Linked DNA regions of Homo sapiens: all the other regions are linked to region 3. Evidence: read pairs that join two places in POLR2A ChIA-PET (ENCODE). Cell type or tissue: MCF 10A. All regions are shown on one strand. Links, peaks and the distances in the headings refer to the core of each region. The heading gives the core; the rest is flanking DNA.

Region 1 (7,921 bases), core at 2,362-6,361, 210 kb after region 3:
TAGCTCGTAGTAATTTGATCGTCTGAAGCCTTCTTCTCTCAGCTCGTCGAAGTCATTCTCTGTCCAGCTTTGTTCCGTTGCTGGTGAAGAACTGCATTCCTTTGGAGGAGGAGAGGTGCTCTGCTGTTTAGAGTTCCCAGTTTTTCTGCTCTGTTTTTCCCCATCTTTGTGGTTTTATGTACTTTTGGTCTTTGATGATGGTGATGTACAGATGGGTTTTTGGTGTGGATGTCCTTTCTGTTTGTTAGTTTTCCTTCTAACAGACAGGACCCTCAGCTGCAGGTCTGTTGGAGTACCCGGCCATGTGAGGTGTCAGTCTGCCCCTGCTGGGGGGTGCCTCCCAGTTAGGCTGCTCGGGGGTCAGGGGTCAGGGACCCACTTGAGGAGGCAGTCTGTCCGTTCTCAGATCTCCAGCTGCGTGCTGGGAGAACCACTGCTCTCTTCAAAGCTGTCAGACAGGGACATTTAAGTCTGCAGAGGTTACTGCTGTCTTTTTGTTTGTCTGTGCCCTGCCCCCAGAGGTGGAGCCTACAGAGGCAGGCAGGCCTCTTTGAGCTGTGGTGGGCTCCACCCAGTTCGAGCTTCCTGGCTGCTTTGTTTACCTAATCAAGCCTGGACAATGGTGGGCGCCCCTCCCCCAGCCTTGCTGCCGCCTTGCAGTTTGATCTCAGACTGCTGTGCTAGCAATCAGTGAGACTCCGTGGGCATAGGACCCTCCGAGCCAGGTGCAGGGTATAATCTCCTGGTGCGCCATTTTTTAAGCCCGTCGGAAAAGCACAGTATTCGGGTGGGAGTGACCCGATTTTCCAGGTGCCATCTGTCACCCCTTTCTTTGACTAGGAAAGGAAACTCCCTGACCCCTTGCGCTTCCCGAGTGAGGCAATGCCTCGCCCAGCTTCGGCTCGTGCACGGTGCGCGCACCCATTGACCTGCGCCCACTGTCTGGCACTCCCTAGTGAGATGAACCTGGTACCTCAGATGGAAATGCAGAAATCACCCGTCTTCTGCGTGGCTCACGCTGGGAGCTGTAGACCAGAGCTGTTCCTATTCGGCCATCTTGGCTCCTCCCCCCATAGATGTTAATTATATCCAGTTAATTGATGGTGTTGTTGAGTTCAACTTTGTCCTTACTGGTTTTATGCCTGCTGGATCTGTCCATTTCTGACAGAGGAGTATTCAGGTCTCCAACTACAATCATGGATTCATCTATTTCTCTTTGCAGTTCTGATGTTTTTGCCTCTCATTTTAATGTATGTGGTTAGGCACATACATATTAAGGATTGTATATCTTCTTAGAGAACAGACCTCTTTATTGCTATGTAATGCCCCTCTTTGTCCCTGATAACTATTTTTGCTTTGAAGTCTGCTCTTAATGAAATTAATAGAGGTACTCTTGTTTTCTTTTGATTAGTGTTAGTATGGTATATCTTTATCCATTTGTTTTTAATCTATACTGTCTATTTTTAAAGCTGGTTAATTGTAGACAACATATACTTGGGTCTGGTTTCTTCATCCACTCCAACAGTCTCTGTCTTTGATTGGTGCATTAGACCACTGACATGCAAAGTGATTATTGATATAGTGGGATTAATACCTACTCTATTTGTTAGATTTTTATTTGTTGCCCTTGTTCTTTGACCCTGTTTTTGTCTTCCACTCTTTTTCTGTCTTTTGTATTTTTAATTAAATACTTTACATGGTTCCATTTTCTCTGTTATACTTTTTTCCATATCTATTGTATCTGTTTATTTAAACATTTTTTAGTGTTTGCCCTAAAATATGCAGTATACATTTGCAAGAATCCAATCCTTCAAATAACACTATACTGCTTCATGGGTAGTGTTTTTAGTAACAAAGTAACCCAATTCTTTCCTCCTATCCCTTGTGTCAATGCTGTTATTCATTTTACTTATATGTAAGCATACATAAGCATATAGATACACATAAGATATATACATAAGCATATATAACCTAATACGTTATTGCTATTACTATTTTGAAAACTGTTACATCTTAGATCAGTTAAGAATAAGAAAAATAGAAGTTTTTAATTTTTCCTTCACTTTCTTCTCCTTCTGTATTCATATTATGCATATGTTTATATTTTGTAGTTGTTTCACAGTTCTTGAATATGCTGTCCTGCTTTTTCTAGTCTTTATTCTCTTTGCTTTTCAGTTTTGGAGGTTTCTACTGATAGATCCCCAGTCTCAGAAATTCTTTCCTCAGCCACGTTCACTCTACTAATAAGCCATCAAAGCCATTCTTCATGTCTATTACATGGTTCAAAAAAATTGTTTATATAGATGTATGGGGTACAGGTGCAATTTTGTTACACGCATACTGGTCAAGTCAGGGCTTTTATGGTATTTATCACCAGAATAACATACATTGTACCTATTAAGTAATTTCTCCTCACCTGCCCTCTCACCTCTTCCCCTTTCTGAGTCTTCATTGTCTATAATTCCACTCTTTAGCTCCATGTGTCCACCTTTTTTCTCAGCATCCACTTACAGTGTTTACAGTGTTCTCATGTTTCTTTGTTTCTTTTCTTTTTAAATTTCGAGACAGGCTACAACAGAATCCAAATCCATAGGTAAAGCAAACTACTCATGTAATTTCAAAGCTGAAGTTGATAGTATATTTGTACCCAATATGAATGGTTCACCTGCATGAGTTTTGAGTTCTCAAAGGCCAGTAGCCTCCTTTCCCTTTTATGCATCTTGAGTACACTTGAGTTAGCCTATGATACATGAATACCTACAAAGTTGAGGCCTATAAAACTTACATGGCAAGCAATTTGAAATGTGCCAACAATGTGATACTGGAGCAACCATAGTGCTGAGAACAGCTTTGACTACTGCAGGAAATCCACAAACCTCAAATTTAGATGAAAACATTTTTGAACTTAATTCATACTGAGGGACAAATTATGGTAATAGTGGAGGGAAAGTCTTTTTATGTGAGATACAGGAGGCTCCTTTAGCTCTTTCACCTCCTAGAGTCACCATAGTGGTACCTTCATTTATTCCTTCTCAAATATTCCTCCCATCTTCATTTAGATCTGAGTTTCAGGCCTATATTATTTTCCCTCTTTCTGAAGAACTCTTGACATTTCTTTCAAGGCATGTTTACTGACAACAAAGTCCCTCAATTTTCATTTGAGAAAATCTTTGTTTCCCTTTTGAATGAAAATTTTGCTGGATACAGAATTCTAAATTGGTGATTTATTTCTTTCAACACTTTATTTTACTCTACCTTATTCTTGTTTGAGTCGTTTTTGAAGAGAATTCCAACGTAATACTTATCCTTGTTCCTCCAGTAGGTAAGGGGTTTTTGTTTTGTTTTTGTTTTTTTGCCTTCCTATAGCTTCTTTAAGGATTTTCTTTTGTCTTTGATTTTCTGCAGTTTATGTATGATATTCCTGGGTGTAGATATTTCTTGGTATTTTTCCTGCTTGGCATTGTGTGAGCTTCCTGAATCTTTGGTTTGGTGTCTGCTATTAATTTTGGAAAATTCTCAGCCAATGTTTCTTTATTTTTTCTGTTCCTTTTTTTCTCCTCCTTTTGTTAGTCCCATTATACCTTTATTATCCTTCTGTAAGTGTTCCACAGTTCTTGGATATTTGCACCATTTCTTTTCAGTCTTTCTTCTCTTTGCTTTGCAATTTGGCAGTTTCTATTAACATATTTGCAAACTCAACAATTCTTATCTCAGCCATATCCAGTCTACTGCTGAGTCCATCAAAGGCACTCTTCATTTCTGTGAGACAGACATAATCTATAGGTGAAAGGAACTGATGTAAATACACCTTTAGTGTGAGATTTTATGCTTATCTGGCTAAGAGCTCTGCATGTATTCCTGTCTGTCTCCCAAAGTGTAGAAAGATTTTTTTTGTTGTTCAGTTTCTCTTAGGACAACAGGTCGTTGTCCACAGTATGTGACTCAGCACCCTTGGATGATGAAGTTGGCTAAGATGTTGGCAGGCAGAGAATCACCCATGGTGTTGCCAGTGGTAGTTACCGAGAAGCCAGCTGGGGTGCTACTGAATTCTCTGGGGAGCTGACCTCTGAGAGTTGCCCTTCAGGGTGCTGGAAAGACTAGCTGGGAAGTGTACCTGTGAGGACAATCCTGAAACTCACTTGGAAGCTGCCCTATGGTATGCTGGCCAAACTCACTAGAAAGCCACCCTTAGGAGTGCCAGCAAAGCTCACTGGGGAGGCATCTTCTACCTATCTCACATGCCACTGGCAGCTATGTGCAGCAAGAACAAACCAAAAAAGCACTCAAATCAGGAAGTGGAGCTCCTTCTTCCCTCAGCATCTTTCTAATGCCCTCTACTGGCAAAGCTTACCATTGTCCAACTAACAAAGGGAAATGTTCACAGGATCCAGCTCTGCCATCCCAACCCAGGACAAAGAAGCGTGAATTTATAACTCAAATGTAATAAATTAATAACTGGCAGAACTGCCCATTACACATAGGATATATTCCAATTCTTTGCCAGCACCTATAATGATTTACTCTCTACCTATTTCTTCAACATTATTGGAGGTCCACCCTGCCTACTTTCCACCATTTTAGCCATTCTCTGTTATTTGCACACTCCAAGCTCATCTTACCTCAGAACCTTTGCCCTTGCTATACTCCATGCTTGGAACAAGTTTCCCCTATATCTTTATATAACTAGCTCTCTATTAATATTTGGGTCTTTGTTAAATGTGACCTCATTTGAATAATCTAAAATGAGCCCACATGCCTATAATACCTTCTGTTGTTTTGCTGTTTAGTTTTCTTCACGGTACTTATCACTAAATTATCCTTTTTTTTTTTTTTACTATGTTCTTATCCACATAGTAATAAGCCAAGTAAGAGCCAGACCATAATCTATATTACATATCAGCAATAAGAAGAGTACCCGGCAAGTAGTAAGTGCTCATAAAAAATACTATATAGTTGTTGAATGAATGAGTGATCTCTGTTTTATAGCTGAGGACTGAAGCTCAGAGAGAGAAAGTAACTTTCCCAAAGAACACAGCTAGCAAGTGCCAGAGTCAGGAGTCACCTCAGGTCCTCCTGATCACAGTGCTCTGATTGTCATGGCTCTGTACCACCACCTCCCTGAGTGCTGGAAAGAGTGTAGCTGAGGTACATGTTACAGTGGAGTCTCTAAAATAATTGAGCTTTTGTTATCTCATTACCCATTTTTTTCTTTCTATGGATCTGGCTCTCTACTGTGTGTGCATAGATACAGATCCATGTACTCGTGCCCCCTACTCAGAATAATAATGTGTTAAATATCTTTCAAAGAAAGAATTATTAGACAAAGTCATGGAACTCTTCACCAAAAAGATGACCTTCAAGAGGGGCCATGCGCGATGGCTCACGCTTGGAATCCTGGCAGTTTGGGAGGCCGTTCGAGACCAGCCTGGCCAACATGGTGAAACCCCGTCTCTACTAAAAATACAAAAATTAGCCGGGCTTGGTGGTGTGCACCTGTAGTCCCAACTACAGGAGAATCGCTTTCACCCGGGAGACTGAGGTTGCAGTGAGCCAAGACTGTGCCACTGCACTCTGGTCTGGGTGACAGAGTGACACTCTGTCTCAAAACAAAAACAAAAACAGAAACAAAAACAAAACCTTTGAAATACTTTGTAAAATTAGAAATTGGGTATTGAGAAAAATAAAAATACATCAAATGGAAGACAGGAACCTAGATCCCATTTTTTTCTTTTCTTTCTTTTCTTTTTTTTTTTTTTTGATGGAGTCTAACTCTGTTGCCCAGGCCAGAGTGCAATGGTGGAATCTTGGCTCACTGCAACCTCCGTCTCCTGGGTTCAAGCAATTCTCCTGTCTCAGCCTCCCGAGTAAGTGGGATTACAGGCGCCCGCCACCATGCCTGCCAAATTTTGTATTTTTAGTAAAGATGGGGTTTTACCATGTTGGCCAGGCCAGTCTCCAACTCCTGGCCTCAAGATATCCGCCTGCCTCGGCCTCCCAAAGTGCTGGGATTACAGGCGTGAGCCACCATGCCTGGCCCCAGATCCAGTTGTCTAATACCATTCTTCAGTAAAATAAACCAGGGCTCTTAGGAGAAGTGGTCAATTCTAGCACTGGGGCAGGAAATACAAACATAGGCCTAAGGTACCAGGGCATAAGGAAGTGTTCAGAAAACAAAAAAATCACACAACGATGGGGATATGTTAAAAGGAACTGTAGCCAGAGAAGGGTTCCTAATGGCTGAAGACAGAAAAACTTGAGCAACAAAGTCAACAAAATAGTATTGGATTATAAAGTATAAATAAATATCCACGAGTCTGTCCATACTGATACAAATAAATGATTGAATAAATAAACAAGTAGTGGAGAATAGGTGGATCTCCCATACAGAAGAATCCCAAAAAATTTATGTAGATACTCTGTCCTCAAGGAGGTAGAGCATAATTCCACATTCAAGTGTGGGTTGCGCATACTGACTTCCTTCAAAATAATACAGTTATGGAGAGAGGAAAAACTAACTTCATAGTGGAAAAATCTGACAAACCCCACCTCAGCCAGGGGATCAAGGTCAGCATCAATGGTATATATTTTTGATATGATGTGATAAGAAAGGCATATTATTTCCATAGTCTTCCTCAGCAAACCCCAAACATCAGCCTAATCGTGAAAAAATCATCAGGCATCTCCCAGTTGAAGGGCCTTCTATAAAATACCTGGCCAATACTCCCCAAATCTGTTAAGGTCTTAGAAACTGTTTTTTAAAATTATTATTATACATTAAGTTCTAGGGTACACGTGCACAATGTGCAGGTTTGTTACGTAGGTATACATGTGCCATGTTGTTTTGCTGCACCCATCAACTCGTCATTTACATTAGGCATTACTAATTAGGGTTACTAATGCTATCCCTCTCCCATCCCCCCACCCGCCAACAGGCCCCAATGTGTGATGTTCCCTGCCCTGTGTCCATGTGTTCTTGTTCAACTCCCACCTATGAGTGAGAACATGCGGTGTTTGGTTTTCTGTCCTTGTGGTGGTTTGCTTAAAATGATGGTTTCCAGCTTCATCCATGTCCCTGCAAACGACACGAACTCATCCTTTTTATGGCTGCATAGTATTCTATGATGTGTATATGTGCTACATTTTCTTAATCCGTTCTATCATTGATAGACATTTGGGTTGGTTCCAAGTCTTTGCTATTGTGAATAGTGCTGCAATAAACATACATGTGCATGTGTCTTTGTAGTAGCAAGATTTATAATCCTTTGGGTATATACCCAGTAATGGGACCACTGGGTCAAATGGTATTTCTAGTTCTAGATCCTTGAGGAATCGCCACACTGTCTTCCACAATGGTTGAACTAATTTACACTCCCACCAACAGTGTAAAAGCATTCCTATTTCTCCACATCCTTCCAGCATCTGTTGCTTCCTGACTTTTTAATGATCACCATTCTAACTGGCATGAGATGTTATCTCATTGTGGTTTTGATTTGCATTTCTCTGATGACCAGTGATGATGAGCATTTTTTCATATGTCTGTTGGCTGCATAAATGTCTTCTTTTGAGAAATGTCTGTTTATATCCTTTGCCCACTTTTTGATGGGGTTGTTTGTTTTTTTCTTATAAATTTAAGTTCTTTGTAGATTCCAGATATTAGCCTTTTGTCAGATGGGTAGATTGCAAAGATTTTCTCCCATTCTATATGTTGCCTGTTCACTCTGATGATAGTTTCTTTTGCTGTACAGAAGCTCTTTAGTTTAATTAGATACCATTTGTCAATTTTGGCTTTTGTTGCTATTGCTTTTGGTGTTTTAGTCATGAAATCTTTGCCCATGCCTATGTCCTGAATGGTAGTACCTAGGTTTTCTTCTAGGGTTTTTATGGTGTTAGGTCTTACATTTAAGTCTTTAATCCATCTTGA
Region 2 (7,921 bases), core at 2,244-6,243, 140 kb after region 3:
TAAGCCCAGCACTTTGGAAGGCCAGGATAGGAAGGCCAGGAGTTCAAGACCAGCTCAGGCAATATAGTGAGACCCTATCTCAACAAAAAATTTTAAAAAATTAGGTGGGAGTGGTGGCAAATGCCTGTAGTCCTAGCTATGTCAGAGGCTAAGGCAGGAAGACTGCTTGAGCCCAGGAGTTCAAGGTTGCAGTGAGCTATGATTGCGCCACTGCACTGCATTCTGGGTGACAGAGCAAAACTCCATCTCTAAAAAATTTTTTAAAAGACATCATTCAAGTTTACATCCTTCCAATTCATTCCCTTTTCAAATCAGGCAACTTCCCTACTTTCAACTCAGTAGATGCTCTTAGACTGATGCAAAAGGCCATTTTAAACTGAATTCTCCCTTCTCTCTGCTGTGTTTTTGGTCACGTCATTCCTGGACTGACAAATAAGTGTGATTTGTTTATGATCTCCCTTTAGACTGCTGCCTCTGTAATGAGATTAACACAGGATTCTATCTTCCGCTGTCAACTAAATATTATAAAAATATCAAATCAGCATTCCCCCCAGGGAGCCTTAACCACTAGCAGGGCAGAACTGAGCTTACCCTGCTGCAGAGAAAGCAAACACTTGGCCTGTATATCTCTGCTCTTGCTTTAACAGCCATACCAGAAATAAGGGCTCGATTACTAGGTTCTTTTCTCTCAAACCTGGAGATATTTTCAGAATCCTCCTCAATATAACACTTCCAGCTGCTGCCAGCAGTAGCCTGACGTTGGCATCCTAATCAATACCCATTGGCTATCCTTGCTTTAGAGCTGGCTGAGGCTAACTGTGAGATTCAGTGTAGACGTGGGTAGTCAGTGTTTGGGTATGAAAGGCATGGGAAACTGGCTATGGTATGGTTTATCTGAAATTATCCTGATTGACCTTCCTCTGTTGTGTGAATGTAAGATAATATTCCCATCGCCTGCAGGCTTCAGTTTGATGAAAAAGTTGTTCATAAAATTCCGTTGAATTGAAAGACTCACTTTCAGAATTTTCTTTCGAGAAATGGAACTAGCAAATCCTCAAATTTGGAAAACCCAGTGGTATCTGGACAGTAGGTAGATTTCTTATCCCCTGTTGGCCTTTCTTACCTCTTATTTTCCTCACAGCGAGGGCTTTTAATACAACTTCACTCTTTCCTCTCCACTGTCATTTTAGCAAATAATTTAGAGATAATTCCTGTAGACTCTGAAATAGGTTTTAGTATAGATGCACAGTCTCTTGTCTGAACCTCTCAGAGCCAGGTATGTTTAGGAATGCAGAACTTTTTGGATTTTAGAAGGATGATATGCTACATAAAGTGATGTAACTTGACATCCCAAGTGATATCTCAGATAATAACCTATAATCAAACATATTAATATTTCTGCAGTAGAACATATAAACAATAGCCCTAAGTGAGATAAATGAAGACTATAAGTATCTTCATATTCACGTCTGTCAGTTTTCCACCAACTGAATTCATGCCAAACTTAGGAAAATCTTTTCCTTTTCATAGCTTATTACATTTTATAATTTGGAATAAAGGATGTGGATCCATACTTGACTTGGAATGTGGGTCTATCTGGCATTAAATATCAAATTTTTGTGGGAAGATCTATCTCAGGGAGGGCTTAGAAGGTCACTCCTTCCCCAGAGGAGGCCTCTTTCCTGCTGCTCATTTTGTGCTGAAAGTACCCCTTTCAAGCTGGTATAAGGACCTTTCACAGCAGAGCTCTTCTTTTCACTTTTTAAATGTGTGGTTCACTTCTGCTCCAGACTGTTAGAGAAGGGATTTGCTTTTGGCTACAGGACACATGGAGAAGTAAAGACAGTGAGAAGTGTCAGCAAATGACTAGCAGATAATGGTTTGTACTACCCTCCCCGGCCAAAGCACCTAGCATAGTGCCTGAAAAAAAAAATCAACACTTAGGTACTACTTACTATTGATTGGAGTGATTTATAATATCATCTCATGTATTTCTCACAGTAGCCTGTGAGTTAGGTACTATTTATTTATTTAGACACAGTTTCACTCTGTAGCCCAGGCTGGAGTACAATGGCATGATCTTGGCTCATTGCAACCTCTACCTCCCGGGTTCAAGCAATTCTCATGCCTCAGCCTCCCGAGTAGCTGGGATTACAGGCACACGCCACCATGTGCAGCTAATTTTTGTATTATTAGTAGAGATGGGGTTTTCACCATGTTGGCCAAGCTGGTTTCAAACTCCTTACCTCAAGTGATCCTATCTCAGCCTCCTAAAGTGCTGGGATTACAGGTGTGAACCACCACGCCCGGCCGTTAGGTACAATTTGTTATCCCCACTTTGCTGAGGAGGAAACCAAGGCACAGAGAAGTAAAGTAACTTGCCCAGTGTCATAGAGCCAGTGAGTAGTGAAGCTGAGATTCAGTCCTAGGCTGGCTCCAGAGTTCCTGCTCCTTACCCCTATGCTCTACTGCCTCTCAGATGCTCAACAAGTGGTAGTTGAATGTAACGTGAAATACATCAAGTGTTCCACTGATTAGGGTCTAAAAACACTGTTTGCTCAGGGCTGAATCCTTCTGTCTTTCTGGAATTATATACATATATTATAACAAAAACCAACAATGCTGTGGTCAGCAACTAATCTCTTATGGTATACTGGCCTTCCTCAGATCAGAAATCGGAGAAGTCATTCTGTGAGGAGGACCACGCTGCCCTAGTGAATCAGGAAAGTGAGCAATCAGATGATGAACTTCTGACACTTTCCAGTCCGCATGGCAATGCCAATGGTGACAAGCCTCATGGAGTCAAGAAGCCCAGCAAAAAGCAGCAGGAGCCAGCAGCCCCTCCACCCCCTGAGGATGTGGACCTTTTGGGCCTGGAAGGGTCTGCAATGAGTAACAGCTTCTCTCCGCCAGCGGCTCCTCCCACCAATTCTGAACTACTGAGTGACCTGTTTGGGGGTGGAGGTGCAGCTGGTCCCACCCAGGCTGGACAGTCAGGAGTGGAAGATGTGTTTCATCCTAGTGGACCTGCGTCTACCCAGTCAACACCACGCCGCTCTGCCACCTCCACCTCTGCGTCTCCAACCCTAAGAGTGGGAGAAGGTAATTTTTTCTATGTTGCACTGTGCCTCTCAGATTTGAATTCTAACCTTTGGGCCAAATAGGTGGAATTGAACTTTCCTAATAAGCTAGACTTTTCTGATTTCACTGTAAGTCCTTTAGAGGAGGTCTGTATCTTTATTTAAATTGAGAGCGTAAGAGAAAATAGAAATATTGTCCATTTGGGTAGCACACTAAGGTAGTGTAAGAGTGGACGTTTGAGCTTCACACTCTTACTTCTAATTTTCTTTGTTTAGCACTTCAACCCCTGAGCTGCATTAGTCTGCTTAAACATACTGATTGATGAATTATTATTGATAAAAATAGCTAATATTTATGAGGTATTTACTATTTGCCAGACATGGAATTTAATACTAAACATTATTTAATTCTTACAGAAACTCAATAAATAAGGGCTATTTTTATCCCCATTTTATAGTTGAGGAAATGGAAGCATAGAATTAAATCAGTAGCATAGGTTTATATGACTAGTAATTGATAAGGCCAGTGTCCAAACCTAGGTTATTTGACTCTAGGGCTTTCCCTCTGTTTTCCTATAACGGCTTCCTGAAGTTATAGTTTTCTGAATATATGTGGGCTATCCAGAGAAGTGTTTGGTTATTTGAAAATATGTTTAAGTGACTCATGCCGGAAGCACAGCTTCCTAGAACAGAGCAGTTGGTACTAGGTAAGGAGTTTGAGCCCCTTGAGGCTCTGTTAGTTTCACTGTCTCATTGCCAGAGACTCAAACCTTCTACTATGAGTCATCTAGGATTTTTTGACATTTATAAGACAGTGTAGTTGGGTAAGCAGAGATCCAGCACAGCTCCTGAAGAACCCACTCAAATTAGCTGCCCCTTGGTCCTGTCACCATTAACCAAGATGACTTCACATTAGGAAGGGTAAAGAGAAATGTCTCAACTCTTCAGGCCTATAGTATCCTATAGGAACATTTTTTTTCCCCAAGCGTATCCTTCCCAGAAGGCTCTGGGCTGGTCTTGACTTGTGATAGTTCAGCTGGAGGCATCCTTCATGAGTGTGGGTCTCAGAATTACAGAGTATTGGTGTTGAGGCTCAAGCTCCAATGTTAGCTATTGGTGGACCCAGGATGTGAACTCAGGTGCCCTGAATCCTATGCCAATGCTATTTCATCTGTACTTCACTTCCTTCCATACAGTTTTAACTTGCCAAAGTGAAAAAAAGCTCTGTCAGGAAAACAGTTTCCAAGATCCAAGATATCAGTACTCGATAATTGCATTTTAAGACTGTGCACCTGGTGTGACTCTCATGATTTCATTCATCATAGTTTCAGGCAGCTAGTGGAATTCCAGTGCCAGAAGGGGCCTTAGACATCAGTTAATTCTCTGCCTCATGTTATAGACAATGAAACTGAGGCTTAGATGTATTGATTGACCTGTCTGAGGATACCCACTGGATTAGTGGCATACCCAGGTCTAGAATGCAAGTATTCTATCCCCCCAAGAGGAAGTAGAAAGAACACCAAGTCTAGAGTTAAAGACCTGGATTTGAATCCCAGGACTTAACTGTCTGTGTAACATTATTGAAAAATCTTCTCAGTTGTAAAATGGGGATAATAGTTACATATTAGCATTGTTGCAAAGACTAAATTTTGAGCTCTTGTCTTGTGGTGTTGGGCAGTTTTAGTTATTGGAGAATGCCCCTAGTTTAACATAAATTGATATTTTAAATGTACTGAGTATGGTAAGAAGGGATAAGGCTAGATAACAAATAAATCCTGCTCTTAAAACCGAGGTGGGATATATGGCTTAATACGTTTTCAGCTAAGACTTCATTGGCATAATGCTCTCCTAACAACTGCTGGGCAGATTAGCCTTGTGTAGCAGCAATGGTATCGACTGTAGTTCATCCAACAGGTAAGTCCAGACTACTCCTTTGTCCACAAAGATAGGAAATTCTTGGAGTCCACTGTTAGCCCTACAGGAAGTGACAATTCTGTGACATTTAGTGAATGAACTCATGGGACAAATAAATATATTTTCCCATTGTTTTCTAGGTGCCACCTTTGACCCATTTGGAGCACCTTCTAAACCATCAGGTCAGGATTTGCTGGGTTCTTTTCTGAACACATCCAGTGCTTCCAGTGACCCCTTTCTCCAGCCAACAAGAAGTCCTTCGCCCACAGTACATGGTAAGGAAATATTTTATATTGTGTTCAGTGGAACATAGTTTTCTGCAAGATATCAGTAAGTGCTCATATATAAAAGCACCCTGTGGGTGCTTTTTTGATAAAAGCTTCCTCACACATCTCTGTTTTTGAAATTAACAACTCACCTTAACATATCAAAATCTCTGGGCTGTCTTACAGGACAGAAACCTGCTTAACTTTGTTTTGCTCTGCTTTCCTATTTGACTATGGTATCCTTTTTTGCATTAGAGCTACATGGACAGAATCATAAATGACCCTTGATTGTAGGACATATGATTATTTTATGTACCAATAAGAAAGAAAAAAACACTGCCACTATGAAATGATTGGAAGATACTTCTTGGTTAGAGAAATCTTTGAAATGTGGGAAAATATGTCTTAAATAAATAAAATATGTTAGTAGTCCACAAAATTGGTATTCCAAAGAACAAAGTTTGGGATATGATAGCCACTAGTTACGTGTGGCTGTTGATGACTCTACATGTGGCTAGTCTGATTTGAGATACACTCCAAGTATAAAATACATACCAGATTTCAAAACTTAGTACAAAAAGGGCATGTGAAACATCTCATCAATATTTTTATATTGATCATTTATTAACATAATATATTGAACATACTGGGTTAAATAAACTATATTATTAAAAATAATTTCAATAGTGTCTTTTTACTTTTTAAAATGTGACTGCTAGGAAATATAAAATTACATATGTGGCCCAAATTATATTTCTATGTTAGAGACTTAGGTTGTATAGAAAGAGTAATAATAATCACATCCATTTATAAAAGTGTGTCACTTAGGTAACATTGATTAAAACCGGAGGTCTGCAGTGAGGGATAAATAACTTTGAGCCAGAGAGTTGTAGCTCATTCCTGATGTCGAAGTCTATTGAACATTATTGGCCACAACCTAGAAGGTGACGTATTGTTGAAGGCATCCTGAGCTTGCTTGGAGAATGCAGTCCAGTCATCAGTTGACTTTGGGAAACCATGCCAATGCAAAAGGAAGATGACTTTTGCAACACTGGTGAAACTGAAACTTGACTAAAAAAGATTCCAGGAACAACTTTTGTGGTTCATTTCCAACTAGTCTTTAATCTCAAACTATTTGAAGTGCATCCTCAGGACAATATACAAGAAATTCCCCTCTTACCTCTGAGTCATGCTCACTTGAGAGAGTCTCCTGATTGGATGTTGACTACCTGTAGGAGAAAAGATGCAGGAATGTAGAGTAGAGTTGGTTTTCTCACTCATTTAAAATGTTAAGTCATGTCATTGCTCTGCTCAAAATGCCTCCCCATTTTACTCAGCATGAAAACCAAAGTCCTTGAAATGGCCTGTGTAGCCTCTGTATGCTCTAGCATCTCAGTGCCCGTGACCTCATTTCCCATTCTTTCCCACTTTACTCTCTGCATTCCAGCTGTACTGGCCTCTTTGCTGTTGCACTGGCTGTTTCCTCTGCCTCATACTCTTCCCCAGGCATCTGCATGGCTAAGTCCTTCACCTCCTTCAAGTGTTTGCTCAAATGTCACCTTCTCAGTGGAGTCTACTCTGATTCCTCCGTTTCAAATTGCAACTCGTCTCCCTGCCCTACTCTACATTCCCCTTTCTGTTGTGCTTAGTAACTTCCAGTATATGCAGTAATTAACTTATGTGTTACATTTTTTTGTCATCTCTCTCTCTCTATTAGAACATGAATTCCACAAAGGCAGGGAATTTTGTTTTGTTCATTAATGCATCCATAGTGCCTAAAAGAATTACCGGCACATGGTAGCTGCTATCTATCTTTCCAATATTAAATATAAAATGAATTAACTCATTTTTCCCATCAAAGTTTCTTTGATGCACAGTGATAGTGTCATAAGGCTATATGTTTTCCTGATTTTAATACTTTGAAATTATTGTTTTAATAAGAGTACTACCCTTTGTGTCCCATGGACGTGGGTGTTCATACTTGGCAGCTTGGCAGTTTTGGATCCAGTTTTCTGTTTCTGATGAGCTGATTAGAACATGGTGTTTATAACCCAGTTTAGGCCAGTTAGTACTCCTTTGTTTTGTGGTTACATTTCTCATTTTGGTCTGTATTGTACTAGCGAGTGGAAAGAATTTTCTCCTCTCCTTGTTGGGAAAGCAATGATCATTTCACTGTTACTGAATCAACTCCCCGTCTTCACATAGGACAGAATATAGGTGACACTCAGATGTCTGCTTTGGGAGGTCAGACATCCTCAGGGTACTTCCCCCGGGTTTCTGCAAGGCGTCGCCAATCTCTCATGAAAATAAAAAAAATACTGCCTTTGGGCTCAACAAATATTTATTGAACATCTATTCTGAAGAGAATAATCACTTGGGACATGATGTTGGAAGAACAAATAAATAATCATAATAAAAGGCAAAATAGAGACTAAAATATTAGGTAATTACCTTTTTGAAAAAATATATTCCTGTTTCTCTAACAGACCTTAAGTTTCTTGAGGATAGATAATGCATCTTTCAGTCTCTGTCCCCTGATGTGGTGCCTTGCATGTGGTAGGTAGTCATAAGGGTTTGTGGGTTTGATTAGCAACAGGGTTGAAGTTCTGATACCTACTTCTGCGTCTTAATTGGATGTAAGACTAGGATCAGAGCTTAAAG
Region 3 (7,921 bases), core at 1,964-5,963:
GGCCAGGATGGCCTCGATCTCCTGACCTTGTGATCCACCCATCTTGGCATCCCAAAGTGCTAGGATTACAGGTGTGAGCCACTGCGCCTGGCTGACTCAGCTGAATTTTAAGTATTGAAGTGAACTATACGAAATTGTTGATATGCAATCTAAAAACATTAAAATGTTTTGTTTTGAGATAATTGTAGATTGATATGTAGTTGTAAGGAATAATACAGAGAGACCCCATGTACTCTTTTGCCCATTTTCTCCTAATAGTAACATTGTGCAAAACTATAATCTAATATAGTAACCAATAAGTTGATATTGATACAGTAAAGATACATACAGAACAGTTTCATCACCACAGAACAATTTCATCACCACAGAATCTCTTCTATAGCCACATCCACCCTGCCCCTCCCTGGCAGCTACGATTTTGTCCTCCATTTGTATAATTTTACCATTTTAAGAATGTTACATAAATGAAAATGTAAAGTATGTAACATTTTGGGATTAGCTTTTTTCACTTATGGTAATTCCTTGGAGATTCACTGAGCTTGTTATATGTGTCAATAGTTTGTTACTTTTTATTGCTCACTAGTATTCCATGGTATGCATGTACCACAGCTTGTTTAACCATTGACCCATTAAAAGATGCCTGGGTTGTTTCCAGTTTTGGGTTGTTACAAAGTAAAGCTACTGAACATTCCTTTTATAGGTTTTTGTGTGTTTTCATTTTTTCTGGGATAAGTACACAAGAGTGCAACTGCTGGGTCATATGGTAGTTCTGTGTTTAGTTTTATAAGAAACTGCTAAACTCTTCCAGGGTGGTTGTACCAGTTTACATTCCTGCCAGTGATGTAGGAGTGATTCAGTTTCTCGGCTACATCCTCATTCTGTCAGGTGTGTAGTGATATCTCATTGTGGTTTTAATTTGTATTTCCCTAATGGCTAACAATGTTGAATTTCTTTTCATATGCTTGTTATCTATGTATCTGTTTCAGGGAAATATGCGTTTATGTCTTTTGCACATTTTAATTTTTTTTTTTTTTGAGACAGAATCTTACTATATTGCCTACGTTGGAGTGCAATGGCGTGATCTTGGCTTACTGCAACCTCTACCTCCTGGATTCAAACAGTTCTCCTGCCTCAGCCTCCCAAGTCCCTGGGATTACAGGCATGCACCACTATGCCCGGCTAATGTTGTATTTTTAGTACAGACAGGGTTTCACCATGTTGGTCAGCCTGGTCTTGAACTCCTGACCTCAGGTGATCCACCTGCCTTGGCCTCCCAAAGTACTGAGATTACAGGTGTGAGCCACTGCACCCGCCAGTTTGTTTGTTTTTTAATGCTGAGTTTTGAGAATTCTTTACATATTCTAAATACTCCTTTGTTGGCTATGTGGTTTCAAGTATTTTGCCCAGTTGGTAGTATGTCTTTTCATCTTCTTAACAGGGTCTTTCACAGAGCAAAAATAATCTTGATAAGGTCCAACATATCAATTTTTCCTCTTATTGTGCTTTTGGTAACAAGCCACAGAACTCTTTGTATAGCTCTGGGTACTAGAAAATTTTCTCCTATTTCTTTCTAAGTTTTATAGTTTTACATTTAAGTCTAGAATCCATTTTGACTTGATTTTTGTATAAGGTATGAAGTTTGGGTCCTGGATTTTCTCTCTTTTTTTTTTTTCCTATGGATGTCCAATTGCTCCAACATCATTTGTTGAAAAAGCACATTTCTTCCACTGAATTGCTTTTGATCCTTTGTCAAAAATTAGTTGGACAGATTTACGTGGGTCCATTCTATTTCTGGGTCTTTATTCTGTTCCGTTGATATGTGTCTATTTTTCTGCCAACACTGCACGGTTTTTGAAATTGTACCTTTACAGTAGGCTTCAAGTTTGGGTGGAGTGATTCCTCCCATTTTATTTTATATACACACACCTTTCCTCCCCAACCCCCAATCATTTGAAGGCATGTTAAATGCATCGTGGCTCTTTATTCCTAAATGCCTTCGTGTGTATTTTCTTTTTAAATTTTTTTTTATATTTTTCAATTTTTAATAAGAGAGACAAAAGGTTTCACCACATTGCCCAGGCTGGTCTTGAACTCCTGAGCTCAAGCCACCTGCCCACCTCAGCCTCCAAAAGTGCTGGGATTACAGGCGAAGCCACCGTGTGGGGCTTCAGTGTGTGTTTTCTTAAAATAGGGATATTTTCTTACATAATCGCAGTGTAGTTATTAATGTCAGCAAGTTTTTTATTGATAAACATTTTTCTCTAATCTGCTACATATATATATATATATATACACATTTTTGTAAAATTAACTCAGTAATGTGCTTTAGAGCCTTAAAAAACAAAAACAAAAAACTACAAAACAGTGTCCAGTCTAGAGTCAGGTGGTATTGTATTTAGCTGCAATGTCTCTTCTGTCACCTTTTTTTTTTTTTTTTTTTGAGATGGAGTCTTGGTCTGTCTCCCAGGCTGGAGTGCAATGGCGCAATCTTGGCTCACTGTAACCTCCGCCTCCCAGGTCCAAGTGATTCTCCTGCCTCAGCCTCCCGAGTAGCTGGGATTACAGGTGCACGCCACCATGCCCAGCTAATTTTTGTATTTTTAGTAGAGACGGGGTTTCGCCATGTTGGGTCTGGAACTCCTGACCTCAGGTGATTCATCTGCCTCGGCCTTCCAAAGTGCTGGGATTACAGGTGTGAGCCACTGCATCCAGCCCAGTCACCTTGAATCTAGAATATCTCCATAGCTTTTCTTCTTATTTTATGACATTGATACTTTTGAAGAATACAGCACTTCCCTGCTCCTTTTAATAGTGGATTCCTCATTTTGGGTTTATCTGATGTTTCCCCATGATTAGCTTCATGCTGTGCATGTTTGGCCAGAATACTCCATAGATGATGTGTCTTTCTCAGCATATCACATCTGCAGGCATTCGATTTTCACCTGTCTCCACTGGTGATTTTTTTTTTTTTTTTTTTTTTTTTTTTTTTAGATAACGTGACTCTGTCAGCCAGGCTGGAGTGCAGTGGCACCTTCTCGGCTCACTGCGGCCTCTAACTCGCTGGGCACAGGTGATTCTCCCACCTCAGCCTCCTGAGTAGCTGGGACTGAAGGTGTGTGCCACCATGCCTGGCTAATTTGTGTCTGTGTGTGTGTGTGTGTGTGTGTGTGTGTGTGTATGCATTTTTGGTAGAGACGGGTTTTTGCTTTGTTGTGCAGGCTGCTCTTGAACTCCTGGGCTCAAGTGATCCGACTGCCTCAGCCGCCTGAAGTGCTGGGACTACAGGCGTGAGACACCGTGTCCGATCTCCACTGGTGATTTTAATTTTGGTCACCGATAGAAGCTCTTGTCTGATATTATTTGGGCCTACAAAAATGGCAATTTCATAATTTGACCTAACATAAAACCTTTTTACTGAGGTTTTAGATATCTAACCTGTACTCTCTGACGCTCGGTTTCCCTATCTGTTGAGTTTGGAGATTGTTTCTGCCCCACGAGTATTACTGGAGGGGTTAAATAAGATGATGTATGTAAAATCTGCCACATAAAAAGCATTCTATAAATATTAGCTATTATTATTGCAGCCAGGTCGTGTTCAAGGGCATTGGTTTTGATCTTCCTCTCAGTCTCTCCCAATTCCAAGCAAAATCTCAACAGAGACCAGTGATGGCATGGGGATGGGGTGAGGGAGCCTCACTTCTGCCATCTCAGTTTCCTCATCTGGAAAATGGGAAACGCCTCCCACACCACGGGGTTGCAATGAGGTTTCATGAAATGTGTGTAAAAGTAACTGGACATAGAACAAGTTCTTAAAAAATCATGTGGGTGACTAGTAATCTCTTGTATTAGGAAAACAGGAATATCTGTCAGAACTAAAACCACGTTCTAACGTGATGTTTCATTTTGAGGCGGTAGCACGGTGTGAGTAAACATCGTCAGAGTCTAGGGCTCTGGAATTTCTTTAGCGCTGTGTGATTGTGGGCAGATGCCTTACCCTCTCGGAGTGTGGAGTGTATGGTTTGTAACAGGGAGATAAAACGGGTGAGAGCCCCCTAGGACTCCTGTGTTAATAAAGGGTGCTAACGGTGCCCCCCGAGTGAGCGGCGCGGGCCCGCGCGCACCCGCACGCCTCGGGCGCCAGGCGCCGCCGTGTGGGCGGAGCCGGGCAGCCTCCCCTGTCGGCGCCAGCCACGGCTCCCGGCCCCAAGCTCCGCCCCCGGCGCGCATCTCCCAGCAGCGGCCCGGCACCTGGCAGACGCGCGGCGGCGGCGGCGAGCGGTGGCGCTCGGCTCGGGCGACCGCGGCGGGGGAGGGCGCGGCGCACCGATGGGCGCCACTGAGAAGGGAGGCCAGAAGAGCCGGAAGCTGTTTTCCTTGCGGCGGCCGTGGAAGGCGACCCGGCGGCTGTGGAGGCCACGCTCAGCTCGCCAGGCGGCGCAGGGTGAGTGTGGGCGCGGCCGGTCGGGACCTGTTACCCTGAGGCAGGGGCGCAGCGGCGGCGGGGCCGTCCCCGGCGGTCTCTCGGGTCGCGTTCCCGGCCCTGGGAGCCTGGATGCCTAGGCGACGCCCGAACCCGACCCTCGGTCGCGGGTACCGGGACCGCTGGGGAAGCGCAGGGGCTGATGTCGGCACAGTCTCCTTTCCTCTAGCCCCTGCTCGTTGCTTTGGCTCTGGACACAGGGAAGCCACGGTGGCGCGGCGACACAGCCTCACTGAGGTTAGCTTGTCCCCGGCCCCCAGCACCTGGCCTGGCGCCTGCAATGCAGTGCCTACTGGGGGAATGAATCAGAACCCGAGGCTCCCTTCAAGGTCCTCCCGCCCTGTACCCACCTCCTCTCTACCTGCCTGCGGTGATTTCGAAGCTCTCGCCACGATAAACTATTTCCAAGCACACTCAGTCCTGTCCTCGCCAGGGCCTCAACTCACAGCCAATCACTGACTCACTCCATTCATTCATTCCACAATTTTTATCGAGCCCCTCCATCTGCCTTGGCCGGAGAACACGATGGGCAAAGCCCGGATCTTGGAACTACTTCTAGAGAGGAAGACAGACATTACACACGCAAAACAGAGAAAGCCCGGTACACATTGCTATGTGCGCTTAGAGGGAATCAGTCTGCTGACAGAGGAAAAAAGGCAGGTCCCCGAGCTTCCATGGCAGGCGGACTGGGAAGGCCTCTCCGAGGCATTGCAAGTCAGCGGAGACCCGAGGACTGACTAGGAGTTACTCTAGCGTGAAGCCGAGTAATAGAGAATAGCAAGTGGAAAGGTTCCCAGAGTGCCTGAATTGAGCAAGGGGAAAGAGAGGGATGCAGGGCCTGGATCGAGGTCTGGGCAGAACATGAAGAGGAGTTCGGATTTTATTCTACGTGAGCTGGGAAAACACTGAAGTGTGCTAAGCAGGGAAGTGACCTGATCTGGGGGCTCCCGGCTTTTCTCTGTCTGCAGTGTCCATGCTCGCATCTCAGCCTGCCGGATTCCTACCCTCCTGCCAAGACTAGCACAAATGCAGTCTCCTCGCTGAAATCTCTGTGGTTCCTGCCACCTGTAACCCCTCCTTTAGCATTTCGTCACCTGTAGAGCGTTTGTCACTGTTCATCTGGTATTAAAGATTCCACATTCTCATCCATTTCATCTTTGCATCCCCCACGAGGCTAAGTGCAGGGCTTGGTACTGTGTAGATACTGCTTATGAATGTGTCTTGTCTTGTCCTTTTTGTCTGTTTCCATCATCTGAGGATCCTTCCTCTGGGGGGTTGACATGCCTTATTTCTAAAATGGCCGACCGGATGCAGGGCAGAGCCAGATTGCACCAGGACCCTGCCATCGATATAGTCCCCCTCACCCACCCCCGGTGTTTTGAGGATTAAATAAATTAATGAATTAAACGAGTTAGTAGTTATAAAGTGTTAGCACCTATTAAGCATTATAAAAATAAATTTGAAAATGACCAGCAATAATTATCTTTCAAATATTTATTTATTGCATTGGAAACAAGCTTTTCTATTGGTGGTTGTTAGGGAGACTCTGCAGCTTGTCATTGTCATCTTGCCGGCTTTTAAGTATGTGTTCCTACTTTTTAAAAGTCAGTGCACCAACAAAATTCTTTCCATACTGTCATCAAGAACTATTGCTGAGGCCGGGCGCAGTGGCTCACCCCTGTAATCCCAGCACTTTGGGAGGCCAGGCGGACGGATCACTTAAGGTCAGGAGTTCGAGCCCAGCCTGGCCAAGGTGGTGAAACCCCGTCTCTACTAAAAATACAAAAATTAGCTGGGCGTGGTGGCATACACCTGTAGTTCCAGCTACCTGGGAGGCTGAGGCAGGAGAATCGCTTGAACCCAAGAGGCAGAGGCTGCAGTGAGCTGAGATTGCACCACTGCACTCCAGCCTGGGCCACAGAGTGAGATTCTGTCTCAGACAAACAAACAAAAAGAACTATTGCTGAAACTTAATAGGGCCGAAGGCTGACCACTTTTTATCATGAGCTTGAATGAGATCGATGATTGCAACAAGTATTCCTTGAGTGATAATTACATGCATAGTGTTATTCCAGATGTTGTGTGAATGCTTACAAAAGAGGAATAGATGAATATTGCCACTGTAGTAACTTGGATTAGAATAAGTGTTCTAGTTTTATAATTTTTATTTTAATTTTTAAAATCTTTAAAGTTCCGGGATACACATGTAGGATGTTCAGGTTTGTTACATAGGTAAAGGTGTGCCTTGGTGGTTTGCTGCACCTATCAGCCCATCACTTAGGTATTAAGCCCAGCATGCATTAGCTATTTTTCCTGATGCCCTCCCTCCCCTGCCCTCACCACCACGGGCCCCATTGTGTGTTGGTTCCCTCCCTGTGTCCTTGTGTTCTCATTGTTCAGCTCCCACTTATAAGTGAGAACAACTGGTGTTTGGTTTTCTGTTCCTGCATTAGTTTTATAATTTTTAAAACCAGATCTTTAGTGCCTATACAACCATCTCCGCTTCTGCGTTCCTGACCTAGCGTTTACTCACAGCTTCCCAGGGCTCATTGCCATCCCACACCTCTCTTTTCTTAGATAGGATCTTGGCTGCTCACTACATTCCTCTACTATCTATCTTCCCCTTCCCCCATAAGCCCTGGGGATAAAGCCATTATAATATCTAATGTTACATGATACTTGACATCTTATAGAATAGTTCAACTACAGGATTTTGTTTAGATCTTGACAATACTCCTGGAAGGAGAGAGGGCAGATGTTATGTATTTCCCCCATTTTATATATAAGGGAAGGTGAAACAAGCGGCACTAAGTGATATGCTGGAGGTCATGTGACTGGTGAGTGTCAGACTCAGGCCTGCCTACCTATACAACATGCTTTCTGCCACATCTCCCTCCACACATGAAAAAACATGTTTCAATAGCTATACTCATGGAAGAGGGAAGTAAAACGAATAAATATTATGCAATAAATCTATATCTCAATTTTATTTGATTTTTTAAAGTTAACCTGAATTTCTTATGATGATGTTAACATCACTTTGGGCATCTAGAATCATACACTTTGACATCACACAGGCTATGATTTAAATCTGCCACTAATAAATGGCACATTAATAAACTGTGTGATATCAGACAGCATCCTTAGTCTTTCAAAAATGGAGTTATATATTATCTGAAAAATGAGGATGACAATTCCTATGTCATGTAACTGTGATGATTAAATGCATTTCTGGTACATAGAGGTTCACAAAGGGCTGGTTATTTTTAAATTAATATTAGGTTTACTATTGTATGTATTAATATTAATAAAACAAAACCTAATATGGTTGAAAATCTAGACTATTCTTAGAAAATAGTCTAGAAAACCTAGAAAAGTCTAGAAATTATTAGCAAACCATAATATTAATATGGCTGAAAATCTGGACTACTATTAGTATAC

Evidence for each region. Peaks named below come from ENCODE experiments on the same cell type or tissue, not always from the same donor. Only the 100,000 strongest peaks of a DNase experiment are listed, where the experiment ranks them.
Region 1: POLR2A ChIA-PET joins it to region 3 with 8 read pairs; 2 of 35 experiments call an interaction of 5 or more read pairs at or near these places.
Region 2: POLR2A ChIA-PET joins it to region 3 with 5 read pairs; 4 of 35 experiments call an interaction of 5 or more read pairs at or near these places.

The regions. Positions count from the first base shown.
Region 1 is chr1:65,455,239-65,463,159 of GRCh38, forward strand. All of the region lies in intron 2 of LEPR (leptin receptor), which reads left to right. Among named protein-coding and RNA genes, the nearest start is that of LEPROT, 39 kb to the left of the region's middle. In MCF 10A, for the core only: a CTCF peak has its summit at 4,343 (motif pointing left); DNase peaks (open chromatin) are centred at 3,983 and 4,323.
Region 2 is chr1:65,389,764-65,397,684 of GRCh38, forward strand. It overlaps DNAJC6 (DnaJ heat shock protein family (Hsp40) member C6), which reads left to right. Exons shown (of 19, transcript NM_001256864.2): 12 at 2,668-3,102; 13 at 5,135-5,269. Among named protein-coding and RNA genes, the nearest start is that of LEPR, 27 kb to the right of the region's middle. In MCF 10A, for the core only: no CTCF peak of the experiment used is centred there; a DNase peak (open chromatin) is centred at 3,808.
Region 3 is chr1:65,250,209-65,258,129 of GRCh38, forward strand. No RefSeq gene overlaps it. Among named protein-coding and RNA genes, the nearest start is that of DNAJC6-AS1, 55 kb to the right of the region's middle. RefSeq lists silencers at 3,882-4,381, 4,472-4,541. In MCF 10A, for the core only: no CTCF peak of the experiment used is centred there; a DNase peak (open chromatin) is centred at 4,223.